Regions from separate parts of the Homo sapiens genome. Here region 1 is linked to region 2. The links are chromatin loops, found by intact Hi-C in ENCODE. Cell type or tissue: GM12878. All regions are shown on one strand. Each heading gives the region's core, and the rest is flanking DNA. Links, peaks and the distances in the headings are about the cores only. Region 1 has its middle 210 kb from the start of DAB1-AS1. Region 2 has its middle 300 kb from the start of DAB1-AS1.

Region 1 (9,749 bases), core at 958-8,957, 99 kb before region 2:
GAGCAGTGTCTTCCATGATTACCTTTGCTCACACACCTTTTCCTGCCATGACATCACATTACAACGTGGAACATCTGGTTCCTCGGCAGGGGAATGCCACATCTAACTGTGGGAGGACACTGTTTGGGGAAGCCAGCCAAGCCAGAGGCTGCCTGCCTCCCTGCTGCTTCCTCCAGTGCTGCCAGCAAGAAGGATGAAGAAGGAAGAGCCTGGGTCCTCAGGGCCTCCATCCCTCCCTTTGGCAGGGGAAAGGACCAGTCGTGGCCAGGACAGAGGATGCTCAGGTCTGACGTGGGCTCAGGAACGTCCTCACTGACCCCACTCTTTCACACACATGGGCTCAACACCTCAGAGTATCAGAGAATATGCAGTGACAAATCCACAGGCTTTCGAATGAAAAAGACCCACGGGTGAGTTCTAGCTTTGCAACCCTGAGCAAGTCGCTTAACCCCTCTGCTTTAGTATTCTAGGGTCGCTGAAACAAAGTGCCACAAACCGGGCGACTTCAACAATAGCATTTACTGCCTCACAGTTGAGGAGCTAGAAGTCCAAGATCAAGGTGTTGGCAGGGCTATTTCCTTCTGAGGGCTGTGAGATGAATCCGTTCCAGGCTTCTCCTCTAGCTTCTTACAGTTTTCTGGTGACCTTTGGCACTGCTTGGCTTTTAGAAGAGTCATACTGATCTCTGCCTTCGTCTTCACATGGCCCTGTGTCTGTCTGTCCAAATTTTCCCTTTTTACAGGGACACCACTTATACTGGATTAGAACCACCCCCCAACAATGGCTTCTCTTAACTAACTCTATCTGCAATGACCCTATTCCCAAATAAAGTCACATTCTAAGGCACCGAATGTTAGGACTTCAACATATAAATTTGGGGTGAGAGGAGGGGTACAACTCCACCCATAACATTCTCTAAGGCTGTTCTCTTCTCAGTAGAGTGAGGGTAATAAAGGCTGATAAAGCTTTAGTATCCCCATAGGGTTTATTGCACCCCATAGGGTTGTGTGACAGTTAAATGAGGTAGGGAATGTAACTACCTGACAAAGAGCAGGTATCAGGAAATGTGATTTCCTTTCCCCAAGATGGAGAGAGACTCCTTTTCCATGTAGTTAATCTGCTATCCGCAAATTAACTGAGCTTAGTATCTACCCTAACATGCCCCTAGTAGGAATTTAAAGGTCATTTAACCTAACCTCCATTTCAAATAGTAAGGAAACTGAGGCCCCAAAAAATCATTTTGCTGATTTAATGACTAGCCTTGGGCTAGAACTAATTTTTCTCCTTGGAATAAGAAGCCATTTAATCCAGGGAACATTCTCTGTATTAAAATATCCTATATATAGCTCCTCACTGCCCTCCAATAACACTCGCAGTTTGTCTTATGTAGCATAAGTGGTCTTTCTCAAACCTTCCCCATAGCCATCACCTTGTTCAGGCAGGGATAACTTATGGCACTAGACAGTTGAGGAAACAGAGGCTCAGAAAGCTACAGGGCTTGGTAGAGGTCACAGACCTCATAAGTAGTAAGACAAGAATTATAGTGCAAGTCTCACTACAGCTTTGCCAGGGCTTTCTCCTCTATTGCATGGTTTTATATGTGGGTCTTGGTTACCTTCAAATGGTAGAATCCCATGCAAGATTCAAGGAGGGCTTCTTGGGAAGGCCCTGGCCACCTGCCTCTGCTATTCCAGCTTCCAAGACCTTCCATACAACTATCCTTGCTTCCTCTTTGAAACATCCATTTTTCATCTTGCTGCTCTGCTGCTCCACAGAGTCCACAGTCACAGAGCAAGGCATGGGGAGACATGGCAAGCTCCCCAGGTTCTGTTCCTGGTGCAGAGTGAGGACACTCACTACGGTGCCAGGAGTTCCAGCCCTGATGCTCCGTCAGGTGAGGAATTTGATGGAGGGCCTACCTAGTCACCCAGATGGCTTTCTGCTTTGAGAAAGTTTCTCAGCCCTGAGATGAGTAGATACTACACACCATGCTCGCCCTCACACAGATGCGTCTGAAGGAACATGCACCAGGATCTGGGTGAGTCATTTGCAAGAAATGTCAAGAAAGCACACAATGAGACAATTGCATGTGAACATGGATGACTGATAGAGCTGAAAAGTCAGAGAAGGCCAGAGCCAAACTCAGCATATGAACTAATAACTCTGATTTATCAACCAACTTATTTATTCATTCATTCATGCAACAAGTACTGATTGAGGGATTACCATGTGCAAAGCACTCAGCTAGGCACTGCTCAGGAATAAGCAAGGCAACATTGTCCTCACTACCTGGGGCTCTCTGGTCCTTCACCACAGAATGTCCGAAGAGGCCCATTCCATTGGCACCAAAAGGCTTGTTTTAGGGATAGAAAAGAACAAAATAATTACAGAAAATAAGGCAAGCAGCAGAGCCTTTTGGCTGCTCTGGGGTCACAGTGCTGTAAATAACAGAATGTTAAAATGGCCTTGGGGTACAATAACTGAAGAGGGGTGTGAGTCATTTCGTGACGCAAGAAAAAAAATGACACCTTTACAACAGCTGCAAATTAGCCTTGCTATAGGAAAAAATCAGAGGAAATGTTTCACAGGAGCAAGGATCCTTGCTCATAACAACCTTTCAGAGAGGACTCTGTAGACCAGAAGCACCAGAACCTAAAGTCCAGTGTATAGCCCGGGCCCCCACACTTGGCACAGACTCAGCCTATGGTAGACAGAATTAAGCTCATGGAGTAGAAAGAGTGTCTATTTAGAAATCAGAGAGCTTGAAGCCTAGCATCTATCAAGCCCCTTGCAAGCTAGAGATCTTGGCCAAGCAACTGGGTGTCTCAGAGCCCTGAGTTTTTATCTGTAAAATGGGCATATTCACAACAAAAAACACTGACAGCCCACTATGTGGTCTCTGTGCTTTCCCTGCATTATCTTGCCTAGTCCACAATTTAACCCTATGAAGTAGGTCCTAGATCATCGCTATATTTCACAATGGGAAAGCCGCAGGTGGATAGCCCAAGCCAATTGCCATTTCTACAGCTGCTAAGTGGAAAAGACAAAACTGGTGCTCTATAGCCTGAACCCTTAACACCTTTAACAATAATAATAACTGATTCCCAGTGAGAAAGTGAGGAATACATGAAATTGCATGTGTAAAAGCATTTGTTGAAAATCAAAAAGTATTGCATACAGATGAGGGTGTTTATTATTTCTTCCCTCCATGGGCATGAATAGACTTACAATAAGCCAAAGAAATTTCATTTTAAATCCTACTCTCCCTTTATTCCTCAACTGTTACAGTAAAATGAGGGGCTGGGGATTTGGAGAAACAGTCAGGAGCCAAGGAACCAGCTATAGAGATATGAGATAGGGAAGAAAGAACCACGGGGCCTCGTAGCGCACATAATTTGCAAGCTGATGTACAAACTATTTGCTGGGACCAATTACTCTCATCTTAATTAATGAACACACAACCCACAATCTGTCTGAGAAATGTGAAAAAATATGGCATGTGTTTAGAGGCTGCAGTGTGCCAGCCACCAGATCTGGAAGCACCTTCCTCAGACTGCTGGGCTGGGAGTCACCATGGAGACCACGTTTTAGCATCCTAATGACACTGAAATTCAGTTCAAACCAGCTCTTCGAAGTGCCCATGTGAAGTGCTTGCTGTGTGGCTGGCCTTGGGTTAGGCGCTGTGGAGTGCTCAGAATAAAGGCAGCCCACTCCCTGCCCTAGAGGACGAAGGAGGAAGGATTGCTCGTCAACCCACCAGCCTTGATTTTGTGCCTCCAGTCTACTCAGTGCGGTGCCTGGCACTGCAGGGGACTCCAAGGCTGAGGCCACAGACTTGCATTCCAGGCATTTAACTTGGACAGTTGGTAATGACCATAGATAAATTTTTTTATTTATTTATGTATTTATTTATGTATTTATGTATTTATTTATTTATTTATTTTGAGACGGAATCTCGCTCTGTCACCCAGGCTGGAGTGCAGTGGCGTGATCTCGGCTCACTGCAAGCTCCGCCTCCCGGGTTCACGCCATTCTTCTGCCTCAGACTCTCCGAGTAGCAGGGACTACAGGCGCCCGCCACCACGCCCGGCTAATTTTTTGTATTTTTAGTAGGGACGGGGTTTCACCGTGGTCTCAATCTCCTGACCTCGTGATCCGCCCACCTCGGCCTCCCAAAATGCTGGGATTACAAGCGTGAGCCACCGCGCCCGGCCAACAATAGATAAATTTGCTGAGGGCTTATTCTGAGTTGGGTACTATGCTACCTAAGCCAGTTGCATATATTATCTCATTTTATCCTCACAACAACCCCATGAATGAATTGACTATTAACTGCTAAAATTTATTGAGCACTTACCCTGTGCTATGCATGCCCTAGGCCAAGCACTGATAGTTTCCAGGATTTAAAAGCTTGGGCAAGATCACTGGTTAGCAAGTATCACAATCAGGATTTGAATCCAGGATGTTTAGCTTCAAATGCAGGGTGAATTTAACCATTATATTATAGTACATTAATTCAACTGATACTTATTGAATGCCTTTGAGGAAGATAAGAATCTTATATTTTAGCAAATTTCAAGTATACAATACAGTATTATTGACTATAGTCAACATGCCATACAAGTATACCTTAATAAAACTGGATTTTTTAAAAAAGAGTCTAAAATAAAAGACTTATATTTTAGTAAAGGGAACTGGGTGTGAGGGGAAACAAGCAATCAACAAATTCAGTTCATGACAGACTCTGATTTGTACTGAAAAGAAAATGTACTTCATGAGTCGATACAAAGGGTGAGAATGGAACAACATGGTCCCCTCCCAGCGGAGAGTGCGCAGTGGCCATGGTCAAGTTGGCGGGCTCCCCTGAAGCAGACACCAAGACAGAGTAGTATGCAGGATGTGTATTAGGATGCGTGGTGATTTTGGAATCTACATCTGTGGAGGGGGAAAAGGAAGCAGGGGTCAGCAGAGGGAGATGTCGAGCTGCAGTGTAGGCCAGGGACAGTCTTGGCCAACCCTGAGGGAGTCCTGGAGCTTGAACAGTCATGCAGACTTGTCCTGACCTGATAACCTCCACATCAACAAGTTATTGGATGAAGGCTATCAGAGGAAGGATCTGACCTTGGGCAAGGCAGCTCCCTGTAGCCGAGGCAATCCCAGGGAAGGTTAGCAAGTGCAAGCTGTCTGCCCACTGCACTCTCAGAGGCTGGACCAACAAGTACCATCTTGAAGGGATTTCTTGATGGCACCTCACAGTGTCCACCACAAGGGTGATGGTAGAGGAATCTCTGAGGCAGTGACAACTAAGCTGATTCCTAAATAAGATGGGGAAGAGCAAGTGATGAAAGAGGCTCAAAGCAGCCTACACAGGGGGACATCTCTTCCAGGAGTGGACAAAAGGCAGATCCTCAAAACAACAAATGAATAACATGAGACACTGTGATACAGAAAAGGAAGTGGACACAATTCCAGTGTTAAACACACCAGCCAGGGGTAGGGGAAATCATGAGGAATGGGAGTATTTATTCAGCATGGCCTGTGGTTTGGGGTTGGGAAGAGAGATTGATTTGTTAGGCTTAAAACTCTCATAAACTTTTTTATGTTATAATAATCCTATGGATTTAATTAACCAAAACCACTCCCAATCAACAGAGTGTGTGGCTGTTAACAATAATAATAATTGCAAAAGAACATTAACATTATGCCAGGCCCTGTTCTAAGTGCTTTGTTTATATTAATTCTCATAATCTCACAACCATACGAAGTAGGTGTTATTTTACAGATGAAGAAACTGAGGCACAAAAAGATTGAGTAACTTGGCCAAGGTTGCATAATGAGTAAGAAGTAGAGCCAGGCTTCAAATTCAGGCATCTGGGCTCTCGGGTGGCACCTCTGACTATTGCACTGTGCTGCTGCCCCAGGTGCAAATCCCTGGCTGTATTAATAGAGGCAGAGTCCAGCTCCAGGTGCAAGAGTCTTGCTCCTCAGATACCATGAGACACTGGAATCACTTCTTTTTTGCCTGTCCGTTTTCCACCTTGCAGTCAGAGTGATCTTTTCAAAACAAAATTGAATGACATCTTTCTCTGCTGAATACCTTCAGCGACTCTACATTTCACAGGCTAAACTCATCTGGCACTCAGGGCTCTGCAGGGCCTGCTCCGGCCTCGCCATTCTCCTTGTATCCCAACACCTCCTCAGAGCCTTTGCTCATGCTGTTCTCTTCACCTGGAGTGTTTTCTCCCTCATCTCTGCTCCCCATCAGAATAGCTAATTCCTCTCATTCCACAAGCATCAGACCCTCTTGTTATTCTCTCCTATTACACACTTCCTTTTTCCTTTACAGCACTGAATATAATGTTAGTTCCTTATTTGAGTGACTAAAATCACAAATTAAATCAACAATGGTGTAATTCATTGTTTAATGTCTATTTTCCTGCTACAATGTAACTATGACGAGGAGAGGGACTCCCACGGCCTAGCCCAGTGCCTGGCATAGATGAGGCATTCGTCTAATGCTGTGGAATGCAAGAGTGAATGAATGAGCTTCTCTGATAAAGCACGTTTGTTCTGAAGAGGGAGGTCAGAGTAACTACCAGCTCTGACACCCAGGTTTCTCACCTGCAAACAATGAGATCTCCTTACATAGTTCTTGTGTGGTTAAGCATTAATGTGTGTAAAACACCTACCACAGATTCCAGGAACTAGCAGCCCATCAGTAATTGGTATCTATAATGAATCTATCTATAATATTTTGTTAGGACCATTTCAAAAAAAGTAAGGGAGACAGAGTCTATGGGTTAAGAGTGAAGTAACTGGTATCTATAATCAATCTATCTATATTATTTTGTTAGGAACATTTTAAAAAAGTACAGGAGATACAGTCTATGGGATAAGAGTGAAAATTCTGTAGCCAACACTCTAGAGTCAAATCCTAGCCATACGTATACTAGCTGGGTTTACTGCCATCTCCTTATAGGCCTCAACCAGTTCATCTGTACAATGAGTGGGGGGTAATGAGTGTTCCATACACATGCAGCTGTTGTATTGGGGATAATGAGTGTTCCATACACATAAGCTGCTGTATTAAAACAAACAAATAAAGCATTTAGGACAGTGCCTTGCACATAATAATCTTTATCTCAACAAATTTTATATACTATTGTCACAAACAGTAAGATAGTATGGAGAATTTAAAGACAGTCTTAGCCAGAAGGAAAGAAGATGAGAGGACAGGAATACAGTTCTCAAACATTTGAAGTGGAGATGCTGAGGAGAGGGACAAGTTTTCTATGTGAGACTCCAAAGAAGGTAAAATTCAGGGAAGGCTCACATTGGGTCCGTGAAGAGCACTAGTGCAGATGAGATGCCAGACAAAACAGGAAGTATCCTGGCACATAGAGGCTGGCAGCCAGGGGTGAAGTGGAGGAAACTGGGTGGAAGGTTGCAGGAGAAACCCTTAAGGGTCCTTGCATCTCTATCGTTCTGAGGTAGGAGGCTTCTATAATGCTTTTGAATTCCACGCAGTAGTGTTTTCTTTCTTTAATTCACCTATATATAGCGGGGAAAAGGATGCATTCATTCACTATTTGTCAGGAACATAGCAAAGCTCAAAAAGATGTCTGTTTGGATTTCTGGAACATTTCAGAACCTCAAAAGAAAGATTATAGGTTAAAAGCACCATGATCGCCTGGGCATGGTGGCTCACGCCTGTAATCCCAGCACTTTGGGGGGCAGAGGCGGGCGGATCACGAGGTCAGGAGATCGAGACCATCCTGGCTAACACGGTGAAACCCCATCTCTACTAATAATACAAAAAAATTAGCTGGGTGTGGTGGTGGGGGCCTGTAGTCCCAGCTACTCGGGAGGCTGAGGCAGGATAATGGCGTGAATCTGGGAGGCAGAGCTTGCAGTGAGCTGAGATTGCACCACTGCACTCCAGCCTGGGCAACAGAGTGAGACTCCATCTCAAAAAAAAAAAAAAACCAAAAAAAAAAAAGAAAGCATCATTATCTCTGACTCTTGGGTCCAATGTTCTTCCAAATTAGTATGAGAATGAGTGGGAATGAAGAAAGGCAAACTGCACCTCTAATGTGTTCACTACTGTCACTTACGCTTGGTGTGACACACAACACCACAGTCTCCTTGGGCTTCACGAGGCTTTCAGGGCTCTGACCCTGGAGGGCTGGGTGTGCAGAGTCCATCCTTGTTGCATTAGAAGAGCACACAAAGACATGTTGAAGGAGGCTATTCTGGTAGGCTCGGACATGCTATATGACGGCTTTGTCAAAGAGTAATATGCTCTTATGTGCATCACTCCACAGTACATAATACACAGTCTCATTCCATGTAGACTTCAAAATAATTCCATGACATAACTTTTCATTCACTCACTAAATTATCCAACATGCGTTTGTTGAGCACTTACATCTATTGCCTGCTTACTGTATACCAGGCACTGTTTTAGGTGCTCACCAAACTTACCCTCTTAACCTCATACTTGAAGAAACAGACACAGAGATTAAGTTTGTCCAAGGCTTCCAACCGAGGCACCGTCCTCTAAAACAACAGTACTTACTGTCCTGATTTAATAATAATGATGAATAATTAATTTTGTCTACCATAATTAGCATAAATAACAAGAATTGTAACTATCCTTTGTACTTTACGGCGTACCAAGAATACATACATAACCAATCCTATGCACTGTGGCGGGCAATTGTCCCTATTTTAAAAATAAACATGCTAAGGCCCAGAGAGGTTAATTAACAAGCCCCAGTTCACCCAGACAGCGAGTAGACAGAGGAGTCTGCTCTGTGACTGTCACTGTCTGTCCCTCAATGCATGTTCAGCACAACACACCTAATATCAATAATTAGTGTCTCCATGTTGAAATGATATCTTATGTAATACATCCATTATTTAATTTGATCTCTCCACGAACCCAATGAGATAAAAAGCATTATCCCCATTTCAGAGCTGAGGAAACTGAGGCTCAAAAAGTTGTCAACATGTACTAGATATGTGGAGGGCTTGAGTCAGGCTTCAAACCCACATTTTCTTATTCCAACACCTATGCTTTTTTCATTAACCTTCCCTGCCAAATATTCACCTATAATGCCTCTTGCGGAGACATAGAAAGCTGCTGCCCTTGCCCACAGAGTCAGTGCCCCAGGCATTCTCTTTCTCTTCCTTTCAGCTATCCCAGCCCAGAGATTTTGGGGAAGCAGCATGGAGAGAAGCTCATGCCTTGCTCAATACTAGGCCAGGCACTTGGGGACCCAACCATCAGGGAGCTGACACAATTTCAGATGCTTGCTGCCCTAATTATTTGATGATCTGTCATCACAGAGATAGAACTGTGATGCGGGGAGTGGCATTCTGCTTTTGCCTAGGCAAAAGAAAGACAGCTAAAAATGCTTCAGTTTCAGTTTACAGAAGAGAAATCTCCACCAAAGTCTATGATCAATCCCAAATATTGGTTCAGAAAGAAGGATGGAAGGGAATTGGGCAGTTGTGGAGCATCTACTGTGTGCCAGACATCATGCTGGCAAAGATGTCACACAGTACATGGATTTGCTGGTTTGGTCATCACAACAACCCCATGAGAGAGGGATACATACTTGCGATTTGTAGGTGAGGAAGCTAAGGATAGTAGTGGTGGATGAGCCAGACACCTGGGGCAGGAGCGGGGCAAGAATCTCAGTCTTACTTCTGCAGAAGTCACATAATGGCTTTAACCAGGAGCA
Region 2 (9,749 bases), core at 977-8,976:
TATATATGAGGCCCAAGAACAGGCAAAACAAATTGATGGTCAGAATTGTGGATGTCTCTGGAAGTACAAACTGAGAGGGACATGAGTGAAATTGCTTGGGTGCTGGAGCTATTCTATATGTTGATATGGTGGTTATATGAGTGCATGCATATGTAAAATCTCTCCACGCTGTACACTCAACATTACTGCAATGTAACAGAGCCTATGGATCATCAGTCTTCTCATTGGTCATCACCATCTGTGACAGCAGCTGCAGGAAGTGAGAACTGGGTTGCACCCAAGGTACGTGGCGGCTGATGCTTTCTGCAAGACATTATATGTAAAGGTTGATTATTAGAACCCTGATTCTTTCCAGCAAGACACAGGTTAACTCACTGTGAGTTTAGCAGAAAAGGCATGCATATCCCCATTGCTCAGCTGAGGACACTAAGATTCAGGGTACCAAGGTCAGTTGTCCATGAACACAGCTGGTGAAGTTAGAGTTAAGGAGAGAAGGCAAGTCTCCATGCTCCACTATATTTCAATCTGTTTAGAGAATTCCCTTCTATCTACTAGAGACAAATTCCCTAGTCCTGAAGGAGGAAATAAAAGAAGATACCTTTTTTTTTTCTTAAAGAGTTCTTCCAAAGAGAAAAAGGCATTTCAAATACAAATGAACAAAAGTAAGCTATATTGCCACCTGCAGCCTCTGTGAGACCTAATGGCAGGTAGGAACAAGAGGGTCTGTGGTTTGAGGTAGAATCAGGGTCACTGTTCCCACTACCCTAGGCAGGTGCAGTTGCAGGTAGGCCAGGGGGTAAGGAGGGGTGGTAAGAGCTGTCACCCAGTCTGTCTGTCTCTGAATGGCTCTGGGAACTTCTCCTGGAGGGGAACGGTCTCAGTTCTATCAGAGAGTTTCAGCAGGTTTAAGAGCAGAGCAGAGTAGTTCCCTGTTACCGCAGGCTGCTCTGGATAAGGAAACAAACATTTTGGGGCCTCCTATCATGTACCTGGCATAGTTAGAGGAGCTGAGGATAGAGTAATGCCACTCAAGAAAAGCAAATCCTGTACAGAGGGCAATTAGGGAAAGCCTCTTCATGAAACTGATATTCAAAAGGCAACCTTTCATAGCATGAACTTGGGCTGAGTTGCAATTCCTATGGGGAACAGCCAGATACACACGGGCTGGGCCTCACCAGAACAAGTTTCCCTCCAACGATCTCAAACTACATCACTGAAAATCAGTCATGCTCTTACAATCCAAGTACAGCATTTGCTCTTAAATTCAAACCAATAGGCTACAAAAAAAAGTTGTATCACTTTGTTATAACATGGGTCCTACAGGCTTTAAATAATTTTGGGTACAATTTTGGGTACAGTTACCAGACTCAAGGAAAAAGCCTCTTTACAATAAAGCATGTGTTTGGAATACTGGGCCCCAAGACTCCTACCAATACCAATCCAGTGCTTCTTCTGCTATGTCACTAATATATGTTGAAGAATGGGAAGCAAATTAACAAGGCAGCTCCTGCCTTGAAAAAAATGCAGTCTAGTAGGTGGGCTAGTCACATGCACAACTAACCACAGTAGAAGGTAGGAAGTGCTGTAGTTGTACTGTATTACAGTTCTAAGCTGATGCAACGTAAGGAATACATAAGGGTCCATTGCCCATCTAGAAAAGATGTTATAACCTAGGCAGGAAGATGGGACACAAGTAGAAACGACTCTCACCAGCAAAGGTAGAACCACAACACACAAGGAGTCTCAAAGAATGGAGTCTTCCCCTTTGTTCATTTATTTAATAACATTTACTGAATGCCAGGTATTTAATTGGCACTGTGATAAACAAGTCAAGATCCTTGCCTTAGAGAGCGCAAGTTCAATTGAGAGTAAAGCCTTATAAACAGACATTCCCAATGCATATTCATGAACACATGCATACAGTAGCCTGGGAAGTGGAATAAAACGATTTTTATTTCTAGGACTTGGGAATGCCTTAAGATGAAGAAGAAAAGAGCTTGGGCTTTGCATTTTAGGCAACAGGAACAGGATTATTTGGAATCACAAAGGTTTGGAAGAACAAAGTGTTTTACAAAACTATATTGCAGCTGAAGCACTGGGTAAGTAATTGAGAGTAGTCGAAGACAGGCAATAACATGAGGTAACATTTAATCAGTACTTACTGAGTGCCAAATACTGTTCTGTGATTAAACATATATGTATATGTATATATTTAAAAGATATAGATACATGTTTTAAAGACATATATGTATATATATAATTTCTCAGTAATCATACAAGTAAATACTGTCATCATGCCCATTTCACAGAAAAGAAAACTGAGGTTCACTAACTTGTTCAAGGCCATTCAGTTAGTAAGTAGTAAAACTTGGCTATGAACTCCAGAATTCATTCCTTAACTACTGCATTGTCACCAAGAGCCTGGTTCAAGACTATTGACTTTATTACTTCTCGATGGAGACCCATTTAAGGCTTTTAAGCTAGGGAATGACATAGTCAGATTTACATTTTAGAAAGATTAGGCTGGCTGCAATATAAAGAATGGGATTTGAGGGGTACAAAAGCAACAACATGATAACCAATTAGGAGGCTTTGCAATGGTCCAGGGAAGAGAAGGGAGGAGGTAACAATAGGTACAGAGGGGCTGAGACAGGTTATTTAGGGGGAAGAGGTAACAATGTTCGGTGATAGATAGGATGTAGGGCATGAAAGAGAGGGAGGTATAAAGGATGATTCTTCAAAGTGCAGAATCAGCCTTGACAGGCAGATCTTGCCCTTAAAGTAACGGGAAAAGAGGATATTCTTATCATGCCAAAGGACAGTGCTATACGAGACTGACAACGATCCTGTCAAACCTCTGCACCCAGGTATATGAATTCAGAAGGCTGATCCAAATAATAGCTATTCTTAAGTCTCTGTCAGCCCACAGCAACCTTGTTTTCTTTTTTTTCTCTATTCTTTTTTTCCTTCTGTTACTCATTTCCTCCCCACCTTCCTTTCTGCCTTTCTTTTTCTTTTAAATAAGTATAATTACATCAGTTTTCATTGTAAAATAACCTGTGCACATACAGAAAATTCAAGCAATTCAGAAAAACGCAAAGAGACTAGAAGTTTCCTAAAATCCCACCTCCTTGAACACCTTAGCGAAGGTCTTTCCAGGCATTCATAATTGCACAGCATACACAAACACATTCACAAACACTCACACTGAAACTCTACTTTTTTATTTTGGAAACCTGTTTTATTTTTCAATTATTCTGTTACAGAAATCTTTTAAAGTCAATGAATATGGATGTAAGTCATCTTATTTAGTGGCTAGGTGGTATACATTGTATGTATACATTATAATAAGGAATATGTGTACATTGCCTGTATACATTATAGTCTATTACAAAAATGGATTCAGCTGCTGCCAAGGGAAGGAATTGCAGCTGCCAAAGTGAAGAAGTATGTCTATACCTAGACTCTAGGTCAGTGGTTCTAAACCAGGGGCGATTTTGCCCTCCAGGGAACATTTGGCAATGTCTGAAGACAGTCTTAATTGTCACAACTGAGGGATTGGTACTACAATTTAGTAGGTAGAGGACAGGGTGCTGCTAAACATCCTACAACACACGAGACACCATCCCCCAAGAAAGAATGACTCAGTCCAAAATGCCAAAGTGGAGAAACCTATTCTAAGTTAGCCCTGCGAAAACCGGGAAGCAAACCAGGAGCAAGTCCTGCCTGGCCCTATCCAGTCATGGAGTCTCCCTCTAGCACCCTCTACTGGCAGAGCCTAAGAGGGAGCCAGTGGACAAAGATAAAAATTTCATCACGAAGTTAAGAACAAAAGGATAGCGTTGTAACTAAGTGCCAATAACTTAGTAACTGGCACAAACATTGCAGGTCCGGTTCTCAGAGCAAGCAATGACATGACGGTAGATATGGGAATGACATTTGAGAGAAAGACTCAGTAGCCAGGAGTGCGTGAAGCAAAGCAAAACCTATTACAAGTTCCAGGAATAGCCAAGTGAAGAGATAGACAAATCCTCTCTCTCCACAACATCTATAAAGCTGGACAAAATTAGCAAAATCAACCATCCCAGAGTTGGAAGTTGAACAACAGCATATAACGACCTGAGAAACATTTATGTTTGAAAATCTGCTGAACTTTGGGTCAGAACAGGGGGAATCTGGTGCCTGCTTGCCTGGGACTGAACTCCTTCCCAATCCATATGGAAGCTCGAAGAGGGCAGGATGAGCCTAAAGACCACAACTTTTCTGCCAGGTAAATGTGGACTCACCAGGCTCAAAAAGGTGGGAGATGCCCATGCTCAAGTGTATTTTCAGCAGAAGTGATGACCCAAGGCAGCCAGCAGTGAGGGTCAATAACTCCACTGGTCTGACAGAGACGTATTCCTGCCTGAGGCTGCTCATCTGGCATAAGCTGTTCACACACTCCTGGCTGATCTTGAGGCTGAGAACATGCACATAGCTCACAAGAAAAAGCACAGTGTAAATTCAAAGCCAGAACAGCTTTGAAAAATACCCAAACTTTTAATATGCTTTTCTACCCACACATAGTTCCAAGAAAGTCTTACTAGCTTGAAGTATTTGAACACAACCTCTGTCCACTCTGACTGCTGAGCTATGCAAACACGTGGCAACCCTTAGGCTTAAAAATAAAAACATGAGTGAAAAAAGCAAAACTAAGTGGAGACATCATCAGCCATGCACTGTGTGGGGAGGGTAATGAATTTCACAGATTTAGCCCATGAAAGCTACTAAACAACTCAAGAGAGCTCAGCTTAAAAAAAAAAAAAAAAAAAAAGATGAGTGATCAAAGGTCAGAAGAGCTCCTTTTCTAAATTCCAAATCTCATATTCACTTTTAAGGCTTTACATCACATCTCCAAGCAATAGTGGATACAGATAACTTTATTTCCACTTAAGTTCTCTATTTTGCAAAGTTGGCTTGGGAGATACTGAAATCAGTGGTGAGTATGTGTCAGCAAAGAACATATCAAAATAGCTGATGGTATTTCTTCAAAAACATCTCTCTGATCTGAAGTATAGATGAGCACATCCACTCAGAACAGGCATTTAATGCAAAGGCTTTTCCAGTCGGCTCTGATTTTTCAAAGCCCTTCTGAGTTTTATAGCTTATAATAGCATCCTTTTTTAAAAAATGAAATCTGAACAATTATTAAAATGTAGCATGCCAATGAAGGAAAAATTGATGTGATTCTCATGCACACATGATAACACATTACGAAATGCTACCAGTGAGATGAGTGTTGGGACAACCAGGATGTGGCTGCAGCCTTAGGCCTGGACACTACCTCCAGTTCTCTAACACAATAGAATAAAACAAAAAGGAAGAGTCCTCAATAATAAGCTATCCCACCCTTTATTAAATGCAAGAATCCCCTCCACTATATCCTCATGAGCTCCTTTCAGCATCTGCTTAACATATATAATGAATACAGAAGATTACTTTAGAATAGGGGTTAGGTCTGGGGTTATATCTATTTGGTAGATGTATTTCATTTGGCTAACATTTAAAAAAATGTTAGCAATATTTTAAAATTAGGAAATGTCACACAAAAACTTGATTTTCTAACTTTTAAAGGAAGCATAGTTCTGGCCACTCTAGGCCCCATTTCCACATGGAAACAAAATGAGACTGATTAACAAATGCTCCTTTTGAAAGGGGCCCGGACCCCCTAGCTCACCAAGGTCCTGACCACTGCCTAATGCCCATAGGACCACATTAATCGCCACATTCACACTGTTGCTTTTTCTTGAAGTAAAGACAGACAGATGTGTCCCAGAACTCTCTCCACTGAGGGGAAGTGAAAGGCAGACTGAACCTGCTCTGGTTTTCTACATCAAGATTACTCACCAAGTGCCTGGCCCGGAGGGATGTGAGAGTGTGACCCCACTGTGTGAGGAACCCTCAAGGACCTCCTTCCCATTAGTCACCTCTCTCCATCTGTTTGCCATATAATTCCTGCAAACCTCCCCGATTCTCTGTACATCCTTTTATCAGTCTGCAAAAGGAGGCTCTCTTCTCGGTCCTCGCTCCCTCTACCTGACAGGAATGCCTTAGAAGCCACTTGATAACATCTGCAAAAGGGCGGCGAGCTTCCCATATGTAAGTAGATACAACAGAGCATGCATGTTACCATGTTGAGTGTTATTAAAGTTGCTTATCTACCTCCAAGTGACACTCTCATATAAGTGGCTAGCAACTCATGTTCAGATAATGCTAAGCAGTATTCCAAGCCTAGACCACAGGATAGACCTATAAACCAACTAAAATTTTGTAGAGAAAATCCCAGAGTGGGCAGAGGTTTTGGGGATCAGTGAAGAATAAGAGGAAAGAGAACTCTGTTTTAACCACTGTTGTAAAGATAAGAAATGGGCAGACAGGAGGTCCTGGATCTGGAAGACTATGTTGCTGTCATTGATTGTGGGCTTACTGTATGCTACACATCTTATGTGTGTGGCCTCATTTAATTCTTTGTAAAACTCCATGAGATAGCTGTTGTTGTTTTCAGTTCACCATGAAGAGCCTGAGCCTTAGAGAGACTAAGTAATGTTTTTAAGGACACATGGTTAGTAAGTAAGTGGAAAGACCAGGGTTCAGCTTCAGGGCCTGGATTCTTAATTGCTATGCAATTTTGCCTCTCTGTACTTAAAGAGGAAGAGAAGAAGTCACATTTATTAATCAATGACTATACATCAAGCTAGATATGATTTTGTATTTTTAAAGCTCTATTGAGATATAATCTACACACTGTAAAATTTACTGGTTTTAAGTGTACAATTCCAAGATTTTCAGTAAATTTACATAACCGTGCAACTATCACTGCAATCTAGTTTTAGAACATTATCGCCACCCCAAAAAGATGCCTGTGTCTGTTTGTAGTCAATCCCTGTTCCCACGCTAAGCTCCAGGCAACCACTAATCTACCTTCTGTCTCTATAGACTTGTTTTCCCAGATATTTGTTACAAATAGAATTGTATGTGATGTTTTGCATCTGGCTTACTTATTTAGCATAATATTTTTGAGGTTCATCAACATTTCAGTATTATTAGTATTTCATTACATTTTATTCCACTGCCTGGGTATACTATATTTGTATATCCTTTCACCACTACGTGAACATTTGAAGTGTTTCCACTTCCTTGGATACTATCAATAATGCTGCCACGTGCATTCCCAAACAAGTCTTTCAGGGACACATGTTTTCCTATATGTTTTCATATAGGCAAATCATGTTTTCATGATATCTGTGAGTAGAGTTGCTGGGTTATATGGTAAACTCATGTTTAACATTTTTTGTTGTTGTTTTTGTTTGTTCGTTTTTTTTTTTTTTTAATTTGAGACAGGGTCTTGCTCTGTCACCCAGGCTGGAGTGTAGTGACATCATCACTGCAACCTCCGCCCCCCAGGTTCAAGTGATTCTCATGCCTCAGCCTCGAGAGTAGCTGGAATTACAGTTGTGCACCACCATGGGCTGGCTAATTTTTGTGCTTTTAGTAGAGATGGGGTTTCACCATGTTGACCAGGCTGGTCTCGAACTTCTGGCCTCAAGAAATCCACGCACCTTGGCCTCCTAAAAGTGCTAGGAATATAGGTATGAGCCATTGCACTCAGCCAACTATTAAAAAAAAAAAAAGCTGCCAAATTGCTGCCATAATGGCTGTATCATTTTACATTTTCACTAGCATTATATGAAACAATGTGTATTTCAGTTTCTGTATATCCTAATGAGAGGTGAAGCCAGCTGGGCTTCTGGGTCAGGTGGGGACTTGGAAAACTTTTGTGTCTAGCTAAAGGATTGTAAATGCACCAATCAGCACTCTGTAAAAATGCACCAATCAGTGCTCTTTGTCTAGCTAAAGGATTGTAAATGCACCAATCAGCACTCTGTGTCTAGCTAAAGGATTGTAAATGCACCAATCAGCACTCTGTAAAAATGCACCAATCAGTGTTCTGTGTCTAGCTAAAGGATTGTAAATGCACCAATCAGCACTCTGTAAAAACGCACCAATCAGCACTCTGTGTCTAGCTAAAGGATTGTAAATGCACCAATCAGCACTCTGTAAAATGGATCAATCAGCAGGATGTGGGCAGGGTCAAATAAGGGAATAAAAGCTGGCCACCCAAGCCAGCAGTGGCAACCTGCTTGGGTCCCCTTCCACGCTATGGAAGCTTTGTTCTTTCACTCTTCACAACAAATCTTGCTGCTGCTCACTCTTTGGGTCCGCATTACTTTTATGAGCTGTAACACTCACCACGAGGGTCTGCGGCTTCATTCCTGAAGTCAGTGAAACCACGAACCCACCAGGAGGAATAAACAACTCCGGACGCACCACCTTTAAGAGTTGTAACACTCACGGCAAAGGTCTGTGGCTTCACTCCTGAAGTCAACAAGACCATGAACCCGCCAGAAGGAAGAAACTCCAGACACATCTGAACATCTGAAGGAACAAACTCTGGACACACCAACTTTAAGAACTGTAACACTCACTGTGAGGGTCCACAGCTTCATTCTTGAAGTCAGCGAGACAAAGAACCCACTGGAAGGAACCAATTCTGGACACATTTTGGCAACCCAGATGGGACTATCGACTATCGCCAAGTGGTGAGAACCACTGGACCCCTTTCACTTGCTATTCTGTCCTATTTTTCCTTAGAATTCAGGGGCTAAATACCGGGCACCTGTCAGCCAGTTAAAAGAGACTAGCACAGCTGCCAGATTAAAGACATGGGTAACAGGCTTTCTGGGAAAGAGCTCTCTAACAATCCCCAGCTCTTCAGAGTTGGGAGCGCTGGTTTGCCTGGAAGCAGCTTCCGCTTTTCCTTTACTTCTGGGCTGAGCCAAGGGTCGACAGAGAGGAAAGCCATTCAGCTCTGGGGTCCCAACAACAAGCTGGTTGACCCTGTGGCCATGAGCGGAACTCTCAAAGTCATGTCACCCAAGCGAAACTTGCCCGTCTATGCTATCTATCCTGACACTTGCCTCCTGGGTCCTAATGCCTGTCAGACAAACTTCCTCTCGTCTCTCTTCTCTGAGGCTAGTCCCACTTCTAAAAACCACTCCCTGTCTCTGGTGCTTTTCTAGTTTCTCCTATGATTTCTAGTATAAACTCCAGGACTCTATTCCCTTCTTTAGGTACACGGGCTCACCAAGCAGAAAGACATAATTTTTGCCCAAAGCCCCATCATAGGGGAGACTACCTGGAATTTTAGGATCCCTCCTCAGAGAAGTAGGCCTAACAAAAGCTATTCCTGAAGCTAGGATATGGGGAGCTTCAGAAATGACATCCTTCCTATTCAAGTGAGGACAAAAGGTGTCACTCTTCCTACCCTGGAGATCCCTTCTCTCCCTCAGGGTATGGACCTCCACTTCATTTTTGGGGCATAACATCTTTATAGGACATGGGTAAAGTCCCAATACTAACATGACAATGCTTAGGACTCTAACAGGTTTTCAAGAATGCATCAATAAGGGCCACTAAATCCGATTTTTCTCGGTCCTCTTTGTGGTCTAGGAGGACAGGCAAGGTTGCAGGTTTTCGAGAATGCATTGGTAAGGGCCACTAAATCTGACATTCCTTGGTCCTCCTTGCAGTCTAGGAGGAAAACTAGTGTTTCTGCTGCTACGTTGATGAGTGCAACTATTCTGATCAGCAGGGTCCAGCAACTGCTGCAGGTTCTTGGGCCAGAGGTGTTTCTGCTGCTGTGTCAGTGA

The links. A loop is a pair of places that touch in the nucleus more often than their neighbours do. Peaks named below come from ENCODE experiments on the same cell type or tissue, not always from the same donor. Only the 100,000 strongest peaks of a DNase experiment are listed, where the experiment ranks them.
Region 1: it touches region 2 in a loop (9-fold over the local background); 7 of 110 quality-filtered maps call a loop at or near these places.

The regions. Positions count from the first base shown.
Region 1 is chr1:58,060,796-58,070,544 of GRCh38, forward strand. It overlaps a transcript of DAB1 not described here. Among named protein-coding and RNA genes, the nearest start is that of DAB1-AS1, 210 kb to the left of the region's middle. RefSeq lists an enhancer at 3,632-4,133. In GM12878, for the core only: a CTCF peak has its summit at 4,978 (motif pointing right); a DNase peak (open chromatin) is centred at 4,950.
Region 2 is chr1:58,159,398-58,169,146 of GRCh38, forward strand. It overlaps a transcript of DAB1 not described here. Among named protein-coding and RNA genes, the nearest start is that of DAB1-AS1, 300 kb to the left of the region's middle. In GM12878, for the core only: a CTCF peak has its summit at 3,765 (motif pointing left); a DNase peak (open chromatin) is centred at 5,856.